Linked DNA regions of Homo sapiens: region 1 is linked to region 2. Evidence: chromatin contacts called from ENCODE Hi-C or POLR2A ChIA-PET data. All regions are on one chromosome and are shown on one strand. The core of a region is the stretch at or near the end of the contact, and the rest is flanking DNA. Distances in the headings are between cores, read along the strand shown.

What was found. A loop is a pair of places that touch in the nucleus more often than their neighbours do. ChIA-PET counts read pairs that join two places held with the same protein, here RNA polymerase II (POLR2A). Pooled maps may share reads with other maps.
Region 1: a map of OCI-LY7 shows a loop between it and region 2 (2.5-fold over the local background). The contact joins the enhancer-like site here to the promoter of EEPD1 in region 2. A Hi-C loop is called at or near these places in 1 of 168 maps with a recorded cell type or tissue (OCI-LY7), 1 of 37 single-sample maps with no recorded cell type and 12 of 50 pooled maps. POLR2A ChIA-PET finds 5 or more read pairs at or near these places in 1 of 52 experiments (GM12878).

The regions. Positions count from the first base shown.
Region 1 is chr7:35,719,215-35,724,986 of GRCh38, reverse strand. It overlaps LINC03013 (long intergenic non-protein coding RNA 3013), which reads right to left. Exons shown (of 2, transcript NR_108083.1): 2 at 5,275-5,772. Among named protein-coding and RNA genes, the nearest start is that of LINC03013, 5.7 kb to the right of the region's middle. Within about 2 kb of position 2,751, at least 2 of the 41 ENCODE cell types and tissues checked have a DNase peak (open chromatin) inside an H3K27ac peak, as active enhancers do; they include OCI-LY7, where a contact is called at or near this core.
Region 2 is chr7:36,151,230-36,157,508 of GRCh38, reverse strand. EEPD1 (endonuclease/exonuclease/phosphatase family domain containing 1) reads right to left here and starts at 4,255. Exons shown (of 8, transcript NM_030636.3): 1 at 3,835-4,255; 2 at 2,307-3,376. The coding sequence starts at 3,184. RefSeq lists a silencer at 4,124-4,843.

The DNA of each region.
Region 1 (5,772 bases), core at 1,502-4,001, 430 kb after region 2:
GGAAGATCGGTGCAAGGTTTTATTGTGTGGTGGAGGTTGCTCTCAGCAAGGTGGATGGGGAGCCAGAAGGGGGATGGAGTGGGAAGGCGGTCTTCCCCTGGAGTCAGGCTGTCCAGCGGCTGGACTCTCCTCTGACTGCCCCGACCGAATTTTCTGCATCGTCTTGCCTCAATGGCCTGCTGTTGTCTGCTGGTGTCTGTCGGTGCGCTCTTCTGCTCCTCTGCTCCTCTCAACGTCCAACTGCTTGTGTCCACGCCCGCTAGGGTCTCAGGGTTTTTATGGGCACAGGATGGGGGTGTGGCAGGCCAGAGTGGTCTTGGAAAATGCAACATTTGGGCATGAAAACACGGGTGCCTGTTCTTACTTAGGTCCATGGGCACAAGCCTGAGGGTGGAGCCCTCGCCAGGAACCCCACCCTTGTCTACCCAGCACTTCCCTGGCCACCTCCTGTGTCACTTCTACTGTTTCCTGGTGAAAATAGTAACACTGAGAATGAGTTGGGGTGGAACATTGACCTCTCAAAACATTTATCATTTTCTCATGTAACAATGATGGTGTCATTTCCTGTTAGGGGCATTGGGGAATAAAAACACTTTTTAAAAAGTATAAAACATTCTCTTTGGAAATTTACAATAAAAAAAAAACACGATTCTTTAGTGAGTACTTATCCAGGCACTATTTAATTTACACTCAACATGGAGCCTATCAGTCAATCGTCATATAAGGTAGAAGCTACCATAGCTTCATTTTACGAATGAAGAAACTGAGGTGTAGACAAGTTGAGTAGCTCACTCAAGGACACAGCAGAGTCAAGATTCAGACCTGGATATCCCGATTCCGGGAGCTTTGCTCTTACCTGATGCACTCTTCCCCTCACCTTTAAGAATTTGAAGACTGTTGCCAGTCAGTTCATCAGATTCCCCTCAGTATGTATTTGAACACAGCACAATCTGTAAGTTGGTGTAAAAGCAGTCATTGACTGGCAAGAATTCTAAGGGTAATCTCATCAAATTACAATGCTCATCTTTCTGAGTAGAAATTTGGGTTTAAAGCTTTAAATTCTTAAAAAATAATACAGCCTCTAAAAAAACCCTACCACTGGTTATATTTATATCTACTTGTGTTATGATATAGAAACTTAGTTTCATAAGTAACTGCCAACATGTTTCCCAAAGTGGCTGTACCATTTTGCATTCCCACCAGCAATGAATGAGAATTCCTGTTGCTCCTCACCCTTGGCAGCATCTGGGGTTGTCATATTCTGGATTTTGGCCATTCCTATAGGTTTGTGTAGTGGTATCTCACTGTTGTTTTAATTGGCATTTTCCTGATGACATATGATGTGAAGCATCTTTTCATATGCTTATTTGCTATCTGCATATCTTCTTTGATGACATGTCTTGTCAAGATCTTTTGCCCACTGTTCAAATGAGTTGTTTTCTTATTGTTGAGTTTTAATAGTTTAAATGTAGAGAGAAATAGATGATGTTTGTTTACTAGAGTAATCAAGATATAATCATTTTAAGAGCTAGTTGATAGCAAATATAAGTTATTTGCTCTAAATTTGATAATATAGAAATCTATCTCTAATATAATAATAATAGTGAGAGACTGTATTCTTGTAGGGAAATTTTTTCTAAAAAGCGTGGTAAAGCTCTGATGATTCTATAATAGGTTCAAAGGATTGGATTTGTTAGATGTTGATGATGTTGATGGGTTGCTAGATGTTAGATCATGACTCATGATCTAACATCATCTAACACAATCTAACGTGATCATCGTCATGACTCATGATGAGAGAGAGCACAGCATAGTGGTTAAAAGTATGGATGCTGGCGTTCAAGTCCCAGTATTGACACTTATTATTTGTGTGACATTGGGCAAATTACTCAATCAGTGTGGCCTCAGTTTCCTAACCTGAGAAATAGGGAGTACAATATTACCTACCATTGTGGACTGAATGTTTGTGTCCCCCAAAATGCATATGTTGAACCCCTAACCCCCAATGTAGCTGTATTTGGATATGGATATGGTGGCTCTAAGAAAGTAATTAAGGTTGAATGAGGTGTTAAAGATGGAGCCCTGATCCCATAAATTAGTATCTTCATAAGAAGAGACACCAGAGAGCTCACTCACTCTGAGGAACACAGAGGAAAGGCCAGGTGAGCACACAGTGAGAAGGCAGCTGTCTGCCACCTACGAGGAGAGCCCTCACCAGACACCAGCTCTGCTATACCTTGGTCTTGAACTTCCAGTCTCTGGAACTGTAAGAAAATAAATGTTCGTTGTTTAAGCCACCTAGTCCATGGTGTTTTGTTATGGCAGCCCAAGCTGACTAATACCTGCCTTGCAGGGCTGTTGAAGGATGAAATGAGTCAATACACATGAAACGCTTTGCACAGTGTCTGGCACATGGGAAGCACTATATAAGTGTTAGCTGGAATTGCTGACCTCAGATCTGTAGATCTGGGGTTTGAGAATTGGTGATGTTTTGCACAAGTGTGATATACATAATTGTACTGAGTTTTGAAAAACATATTTGAATAACTAATTTTAAATTAATTAAGTGGGAAAACATTTTCATTCTAAAGTCAACCCAGTCGGATGAGAGTAAACATACCAATCTAGGTTAGGGCCAACATCTCATGCCTTCCTCCTTTCCTCCACTTCTCCTCGGTTCCCTCTTCCCTGGATATAACCTCTACCCAACGATAAGCAAGTTGTAATGGGTCTCTGGGGAAAGAGAAGACAGAACAGGAAATGTCTGCATAGATAGGGGAAGCCTGTAAAATGCAGATGATGGTTGTAATTTTAGGAGTTCAAATATAAATGGCATCGAGTTGAACTCTAATTTTAAAATAGTAGAGGCTAAAATGCTTAAATGTTAGTCTTTAAATGATTTTTTTCCTTTTATTGTATTTGACTTGTACATATTTGGATCCTTAAATCTTTAGATAACTATCATAAAAGTCAATTTAGGATGGAAGAATTATTTTCTGTGAAGGGTCAGGGAACCATGGACAAAGAAACAACTGCTTTAGATAAATATTAAAATATACTTTCAGTCCCAAAGTATCACCTTAAAGGGGGAAGAGGAAGAAAAGCTGGACAAGCAGGAAGAAAGAGGGAGAAATGTAAAGAAAGAGAAAGGAAAAGAAATAGAAAAAGAAGAGAAAGGAGGAAATAGAAGCAAGGGAATAAAAAGAGCGTTATAATAAAATTTGGTTCTATAGGTTTTGAGGGGTTTTTGTCAAGGTCATTTGTAAAGTTCCTCCAGCGGAAAGGAACAAGAATTTTCTGCACCTTTTTAAAATGTAGATGAACTAATTGGCAAGTGTTTATATGGCTTCCACTGTCCCCACCCTGGGAAGAACAATTTTTGGCCTGCCTGTGTGACAGATATCCTGGCCCTCCAGATTTGGAGATGTAGCACTCGGTCTAGTTTTAGCAGTAAGATTTAGACTGGTGAATGACTGTCCCACTTCCTCCTTCCTCAAATGCATGGATAGGTAAGACCTTCCCTGAGCTGGGGGATTCCATCTGGCCCACCTCTTGCTTCCCTGGGCTAGAGACTCTGCAAGCTGCTGTCTCCACAGGGCTTAGGTCCTGATAGAAACCAACTGAGAGACAGTGGCATTTAGGACTATACATGTGGGCATATGTCGGACACAGAGAATGACTAAGAGAGATATCTTTAGCTCCCTTCCTGTCTTCTTCAGGCTCCCATCCAGCAAGAATATACCCTTCCAGGTTTTTATAGTTTGGGAGTAGAGAATGACATTTTTTAATTAGTTCAATCAATATTTATTGAGCATATACTATGTTACAGGCAATGTGGATACAGATAGGCATTGGAGAAAATGTCAAAGTTCCTGCCTCCTTGAGTCTGCAGTCAGGAAGGCAATAAATATCCCTTATTTGGGCAATTTTGTACTCTTCCAATATGTGACCAAATATGGGCACATCTTCCAATACACAGACTGACCCCTGTCCCCTTTATGTAAATAAAGAAAGAAATCTTTGATGACCAGGAAATAATCTGAAAGGCAATTGTTCATGTTCTCATTTGTAAAAAGACTTTTAAGGGGTTGGGTGTGGTGGCACATGCCTGTGATGCTAGCACTTTGGGAGGCTGAGGCAGGAGGATTAGAAGCCCAGGTGTTCAAAACCAGCCTGGGCAACACAGTGAGACCCTGTCTCTACCAACCAAAAAAAAAAAAAAAAACAAAAATAAAAACATAAAATATCTTATTTAAAAAATAAGTCTTAAATATTATTTCACTTTAACTCAACCCTCATGCAGTCAAAGCAAAACAAAACAGAAAATTTGCTAACCTTTAAACCCAGGACAGGATCTTTTACAAGGGCAGCCCTTGCAACCTCCTGGGAGAAAGTTCATTCTCTGGGTTTCAGCTATAGCAGCCTCTCTCCCTTGCTTCTTACTTAGTTCTAAGTTCCTGGATCAGTGTGGCATGCTGGACCCATTGTCCTCGCGGTGTGGAATCAGAAGCAAGCTGTAAAAGCGTGTTCCTTCTGGTTGTTCTGGTTGCTTTGGAGGCTTTCCATCTTCATCACCTTCTGAACTGGCCTGAAGCTTTACAATGGCTCCTTGGTGAGGGGTTGCCTATTAATCACCCCATCTCTGCTCTTACTCACTGGCAGAGCACTGATTATGTTCAGGCATAACAACCCCCACCCCCATTCTCCTCCATCTAAGGATAATGGCAATCTCTCCCTCCTGGCCAAGTGATCCACTTAAACAGGTGTTTGTGACTTGTTCCACAGTTAAGTAAGTGGGTCAAGAGAGTGGCAGAAAGGCCTGCAGGTTTTTCCTTGCCCTTAAAATGAGACTTATGAAAAGAGATACTTTTTGTATCTGCATACTTTTTGCATTTGCATTTTGCATGGCATGATAGCAGCCACCTTGCAACTACCTTTAAGCCAGCTGGAGGACGAAACTGATAGGCTGAGGATGGCAGGGTAGAAAGTGGGAAAGAATTTGGGCCCTTGATTATCAATCAAGCTGCTGAATCAACTGACCCTAGGACTACCCTACTCAAGATGTCTCATTATATAATACACTGTATTTTCCTTTGCTTAAATCAGTTGAGTCAGTATCTTCCAGTATGCGTGACTGGATGCCTCCTGATACACCTGCCTATGTCCACTAATACGGGCACCAAAGAATCTCAGATGGTGGTCATGGGTAGGTTTCTGTTTGGCTATTCTGCAATTTCAGGAGAAGGAAAATGACAGGATAAGAAATTAATGCTGTTAATTGTAATCAATTGTTAATTAAATTTTTATTTTGAGATAACTGTAGATTCACATGCAGTTGTAAGAAATAAGGCAGAGATATCCCGTATACCCTTCAAACATTTTCCCCCAATGGTAACATCTTGCAAAACTATAGTACAATATCACAATGTTGATTTCTACCCCTCTACCTCACTTCAGAGCATATCCATGTATATACATTTTATATTTTAGGCTTCATAAATTCCTAGTTTAAAAACAGTTTACTTGGATTGAACTTTGTACTTTTCCAAGGCATTTTCTAGTCCACTATTTCTCTTAAGGCTTAAAACATCTCTGACTAAGTGAACAAACAGATGAACAAATGAAACAAACATCTATACAATCAGAAGTTAAGGGAGGTTTGAAATAGGCACTGCCACAGAGTAACTGTTAGAGAAGGAGTTCCATGGTACAAACTTTGCACTCTCCATCTACGAAAGGTGGCAGAGTCCTTGAAGTGTTTTTCCTCTCTCC
Region 2 (6,279 bases), core at 3,006-5,505:
AATCATCATCTCTCTAGGAAACCCAAAGAAGAAAAAAACAGGACAACCTTCACACTGGACAAGAGTCGTGAGGTCTCCTGCTCAGTGGGCTGCAGGGTGGAGCCAGCGCTGAGGCCAGCCGTCTTTGCTCACTCTCCTATTCTCTACCCTTCACATTCATAGGTCCTAGAAGATGAATAAGCTCCTCAACGCTTGGTCAGAAAGAATATCACAAGGTTGAATAATTATAAGGATGATCAAAACAATCAAAGGGGAAAATAAAAATGACAGTTGTACCTTGGTATCTGCAGAGATTGATTCCAGGAGCCCCTGTGATACCAAAATCCATGATGCTCAAGTCCCTGATATAAAATGGCATATTATTTACATATAACCTATGCACATCCTCCAGTATATTTTAATTCATCTTTAGATTACTTAGAATGCCTAATACAATGTAAATGTTATGTAAATAGTTACCATACTGGATTGTTTAGGGAATGACAAGAAAAAACTCGACATGTTCAGTATAGACACAACTTTTTTTTTTCCTGAATATTTTCCATCTACAGTTGGTTGAATCCATGGATGTGGAACCCACAGGTATGGAGGGCCGACTAGACCTGGAAAGTTCTGCATGAATTCACTAACCCTGCCAGAGGAAGGGGCTTCCAAGAGACAGAGGGACAGCTGATTGCCTAACACCTAGTACAATGGTTCTCAAACTTTAGTGTGCATCAGAACCACCTGGAGGGTGTGTTAAAACACAGAAACAAAGTTTCTGAGTCAGTAGCTGATGTTGCTGGTCCCCAGGGGGGACCACACTTTAGAAACCACTGACATAATAAATAGGCAGGGGCTGCCTGGTTGGTCAGTCCCACTGGACCAACTTTTGATCCTAATCCATCACCCCCCTCCCAAATTGAGCCACTAGAAAGCATAATAGGAATTAAGCAGCTTTGTCTTTCCTGCCTCTCCCCTCCTCATTTCCCATTCACACGCCCATGCTGCTATGGATAAAGAGAACAATTATCAAGCCATTCTTTATAAATATCTCCCGGTGCCGAGTACAGCTCTCACCTGTGCACAAGAAGACTTTGCAGAAGGAGTGAGTTAGGCTGCAAAAGAGAGGACACAGCAGTGCAGGGAGAGCATTCAAGGGCTCCCCAGTCCAGTTCCCTGACCCAGTGTGGAGTCCCTCTCTCAGTGATGAGAGCATGCCACTGGGTCAGTGCCAAGGAAACGTTGTGACCTGCTTTTCTCCTCACTAATTTTCCTGGTGATCTGCCATCATGCACTGTGATTTCCCGCTGAGAGTTCACTTCGTGTCACCAAACTGCTGCCCCCCCGCCGCCAGCCTCACCAACAACTCAGTGCAAAGGAAATCAACGAGTAGCCACAAACACTGCACCCCTGGTGGGTGGCAGGGCAAAACGCCTCAAGTCCAGGATCACAGCTCTTATGACCTGGAAGGGACCATCACAAATATTTCTTTCTTTCCCACACCTGATTACATTATACAGTTTGCTATTTTACTAACAGCAGGAGTTACTGCCAAAATAATATTGTTTTTGTTTATGACGAGGCTAACAGAAATTCCTACAGAGAGCAGTATTGTGAATAACATAAACGCTCTGTGGTAACGGCCTATCCTACTGGACTCTTTTCTTTGGTTTAAATGGGGAAAATCCGGCCAATTTTCACACACACACGTCAGCTTGCTTTTTTCTGGCTATGGCACAGAAAAGGTTACACACATTTTGGGCTACAATTTTAGGGCTGAAAACCAACTCCAGGTTAAATAAGGAAAAAGAATGGAGAGTGATTCATTCATAGCATTTTGGTAAATATAGACACTTGTATGTGTTTGCAAATACTTGGCCTTTAAGATGATTTTGTGTGCACAAATAGGCATATTTGATGGAACAAATATGATTTTCCCTCCCATTAATAAACAAAATCCAATGAGCTCTTTCTCACATGCGAAACTGCACCAGTTCCCATGCTCTGAGTGCCTGACTTGGTGTAGACCCAGCATCCTCCAAAGCAGTAACAAAAACACAACCTCTGCTTACCCCAAAATTATGAATCAGTCTCAGATATCTCACACTCAAGACATGGGTCACAAGCCCAGCTGTATTCAGAAAATTCTGGAGCAGAAGGACAGCCCATTCTCAGGTGACGGTATTGGCTGAGGCTTCAAGAACATTGATTAAAAACTCTTGCACCCTCCCTACCCGCAAAAGAATCCATTCATTTGCATCCATAGATGAGGTCACGCACAAGTTGCCTTCACACCCAACACCCATGGTGGTTCCTGTCCTCACCTGTTTTCCAGGAGTGTCATGCACACCACCTCTCGCACCCCGGGGTTGTTGGCCTTCTCCACGGAACAGCCCTGCAAGTTCCAGGTGGCCAGCCTCAGCACAGGCCTCCCATCCCTTGTGCCTCCAAAGGCCTCCACGGACGGCCGAGTGGAGATAATCTGGGTGGGCCCCCCTGGCGGCAGGTCCAGGTCCTCACTCTGCAGGCTCAGGGAAGTGGGGCTCGGGTGAGGCTTGGCGGTGAAGGTCAGTCCCCCGTTCGTGTGGGTGGATGGGGGCCTGGACCTCTCAGCAAACACCTGGTGCCGGATCCTGTCCAGGAAGGCGGCATTGATACCATCCATCCTCACTAGGTCCTCAACGCTGCGAAAGGGCCCATGCTCACGGCGGAAGTCCACGATGCTGAGGGCCATTTTCTCCGAGAGGCCTCGCACGCTCATGAGCTGGGCCGGGGTGGCTGTGTTGATGTTAACACGTGGGGTGAGGGGCACAGCTGTGGCCAGGTGGTGAGGCTGCTGCTCCGCTAGCAGGTCCCGCCGCAGGGAACTGGGAGAGTGCTGCGCTGAGCTGCCCTTGCTGCTCACACAGATCTCAAACTTGACCTGCTCCAGCTTGGTGGCGCCTACACCACTGACCAATGCCAGGTCCTCCACCTTCTTGAAGCCACCGATATACTCTCGGTACTCCACGATGCTGCGTGCCACGGCACGCGTCACCCCAGGCAGGGTCATCAGCTCCTCCTCCGTGGCAGTGTTGATGTTGAGCCGCTCCTGATTCACTAGAATGTTGCTGAAGTTACAGGCTGCGCTGAACTTGCGGCTATGGGACAGGTCCGAGGGGTCCCTGGGGATGGAGCGGTGGCAGCCCAGGGTGCTCCCCATGGTCCGCCAGGATCAGGCTCCCGGGAAGGCCGCACCACTGCAGAAGAGCTCTCTGGCTAGGGAGGAAGCCCAGTAGGCCGTACAAGCACAGAAAAACGGAAGGTGCAGGATTCAGGGACTGAAGAGGTTACTATAGACAAACACCGAATCTTCCATGCCTGGCGTGTCCAAAATTACCTTTCACTTGGCCGCCTAGAAAATAAATCAATAAACATAGAAACCCATTGAATTAAGAAATTTGCATTAGCACCCCCTACCTAGTGCTAGAGTTAGTAACCAGGAGTCGGGGACTGGTGGCTGCCCGTGAACCCCTAAAAACGCAGGCACAATGAGGCTAGGCCCATGTGGATTCTCCTCTAGGGACGTCCGGGTTTTATCACACTGGAGTCCAAAAAGGCTACGAGCCGCTTCTCTTGGGAAGAGACCTATCCCCATCAGCCTCATGCCTCTCCTCCAGGCCTCTCTCAACTCTGACACTTGGGTCACCCACACTTGGGCTCGCGCAGACGGGGTGGCCACTCCACCTCCCCCACGCTCCGCATCTGACACAGCGCTACCTGCAACCTGGGAAGTCCGTGCTCCCCGGAGCGGGCACTGAGAAGGGGCTTATCGACCCCCCACCCGACCTGCCGCGGGTCCCCGCGCCCCACCTCTCGGCCGCTCTGCGGGGCGCCGGTTCCTCTTCCACCTGCGGCTCGGAAGCCTGAGCCCAGCCCGGGACAGCACGGGCCCCCTGCCTCCAGCCTAGGCGTCCGCGCGGGTGTGGGTCACTGGTCAGGCCCTGGAAGCCGACTACGCCGCTTCGGTCTGCGTGTCCCGGCTCTTTCTATGGGAGAAACTTAGCATCGCTCTCCCAGAGTGAATAGAAGCCGCAGGGCTGCTCGGAGGCGGCGGCAGCGGCGGCGAAACCCGCCGCCGAGGCTGCACCGGGGCTTGCGGCGGCGCCGCCGCAGTTGCGTTTACCCCGGCAAAAAGTCCTGCGCCCAACTCGGGCGGGGATCCGCCAGAGCCAGTCCAGACCCAGCACCAGCCGCACGGCTCCCGCTCGCAGTCGGTGTCAAAGCCAAAGTCCCGGCCGCGCCGCGCCGCGCCGCTCGCGCCTCCGCAGGCACCGCGGCCACGCCTCCTCCGCGCGGCAACTCCTCCCCGGGACTCCCGAGGGCACGTGGGGGAGGGGCCCTGGCGCGGGGCGAGGCCTGGCACCAGTGGGTGGAGAGAGGAACCCGAGAGCGCAAGGGCGGGCCTGGAGTGGGAGAGGCGGGGCCATGGAAGAGGGGGCGGCATCAAGGCTCAAGAGGGTGGAGAACGAACCAGAGAGCGCGAGGGGAGGCCCTGGCGTGCGAGAGGAGGAGCCATGGGTGTGGGGGCGTGGCCTGGCACAAATGGGTGGAGAGCAGAACCCTGGAGCGCGTGGGGCGGGCCTGGAGTGCGAGAGGCGGGGTCATAGAGTGTGGGAGCGGGGCCAGGGCGCGATGGGGTAGGAAAAGCGGGGGCGGGGCCATGAGCGCGGGGGTAGGCCCCGGGAGCGCAGAGGCGGGACTTAGGGGGCTTAAGGGGCGGAGCCGGCGCCGTGCCGGCGAGGGCGGGTCACAGGGAGGCTGTCCTAAGTCAGCTGCCCCCGGACCATGGTTGCCGCCCGGGGCCTAGGACTGGTTGTGCCTGGTAGAGGCTGTTTAGGATTGCCCGAGGCGAGATCTGCTCAGCTGCTTTTCGTCTGTCTTTGAGGTGTGGGGATGAAGGCCGGGGCAGTCCCTGAGAGTGCATCGCTGTAGGTCCAGGGTCTCACGGAATTTTGCAGAACGTTCCAGAGGAGACTGAATGGGATCGTCTTAATTTCTGTCCCCACTTTCGGCCTTTTCTTTTCTTCCACCAGTGTATTACCTTTGCTCCGCTCAGAGAGATGTCCTCTAATAACGCCAGCGACGCATTGTGCTCCTAGCAGAGGGCACGCACCACCCTCCTGTGTGTTCGCATAGGTCAAATACAGGTTTGCTCCTTTGCACATTTAGCGCTGTGAGTAAACAAGGATAAGTTTTTGTAATATTAAGTCTAATCATTACGAAGGAGGGAAATGGGGGCTGCTTCCCAAAACCCAGAAGAGTTTTTGCATCACACTGCTAAATGACAATTTGGTTAAAGATTAAAGAGCCCTCTGCATTATAGTGGATACCTAGAGCTAGAGTATTCGATTAAGCAAATCATGCGGTGATATCGTTGAATACTTTGACCCTGGACGTTTAGTGTTCTCTGAAGTTTCATCCCCAACCAATGTGACCAGTGCATCTGGTTTCAATTCCAAGGACTGGGTCAGCAAAAATAGTACCTCTCACAGGCGGAAGGTACTTTGGTTGTAAAATTAGCGGCAGCCCAAGTTTGGAAAATGCTACTGCCTTTCTGAGGCACATTCCCCTGCTATGTATATTGGTCAGAAAACCAAGTCAAACTAGCTTAGACCAAAAAAAAAAAAAAAAAGGTCGGGGGGAAATTTTTGGTTCCTTGTTGAAAAGTTAAGGTAAGGAATCTTACCTCAAGTCTGGTTGCATCCGACCCAAGTGATGATGGGGTCATTAGGACATGGCAGGACTGCCTCCATCTCTGGCTCCACGGTTCTCTTTATTGGCTTTATTTTTAGGCAAGCTATTTGCACTTGATCGCAAAAATGCCTTGCTACCTACCATCATCTCCCACCCAAACACTGGGCTACATTATGCCACGCACTGAAATCCTGGTGCGGTAAGGAAAAAACAGTTTAAGACAAGCAGGAAAACAGAGAAAACTCTTCGTTGAGCAGAATGCCTTGATGCGCAACGTGGCTGTGGAAGCACAGCCGTGGAGCGTGGCTACTTGGGCTGGAAGCAGAGAAAACATATTTTATCATACAAACCAGGACACTCTGGAGGTGAAGAGAGGACTCTATTAATAATATCCTAGAACAACAGAAATAATCTGGTTTTATTCCCCATAAACCTAGCAAATGCTCCCCTTGGTATAAATGAAACCAAGCGTTGGCCAAACCAAAGTGCATTTAAAAACACACATACATACACCCCACAAAAACATGCAATGAGATGGTTAACTTTAAAACGACTGATTGT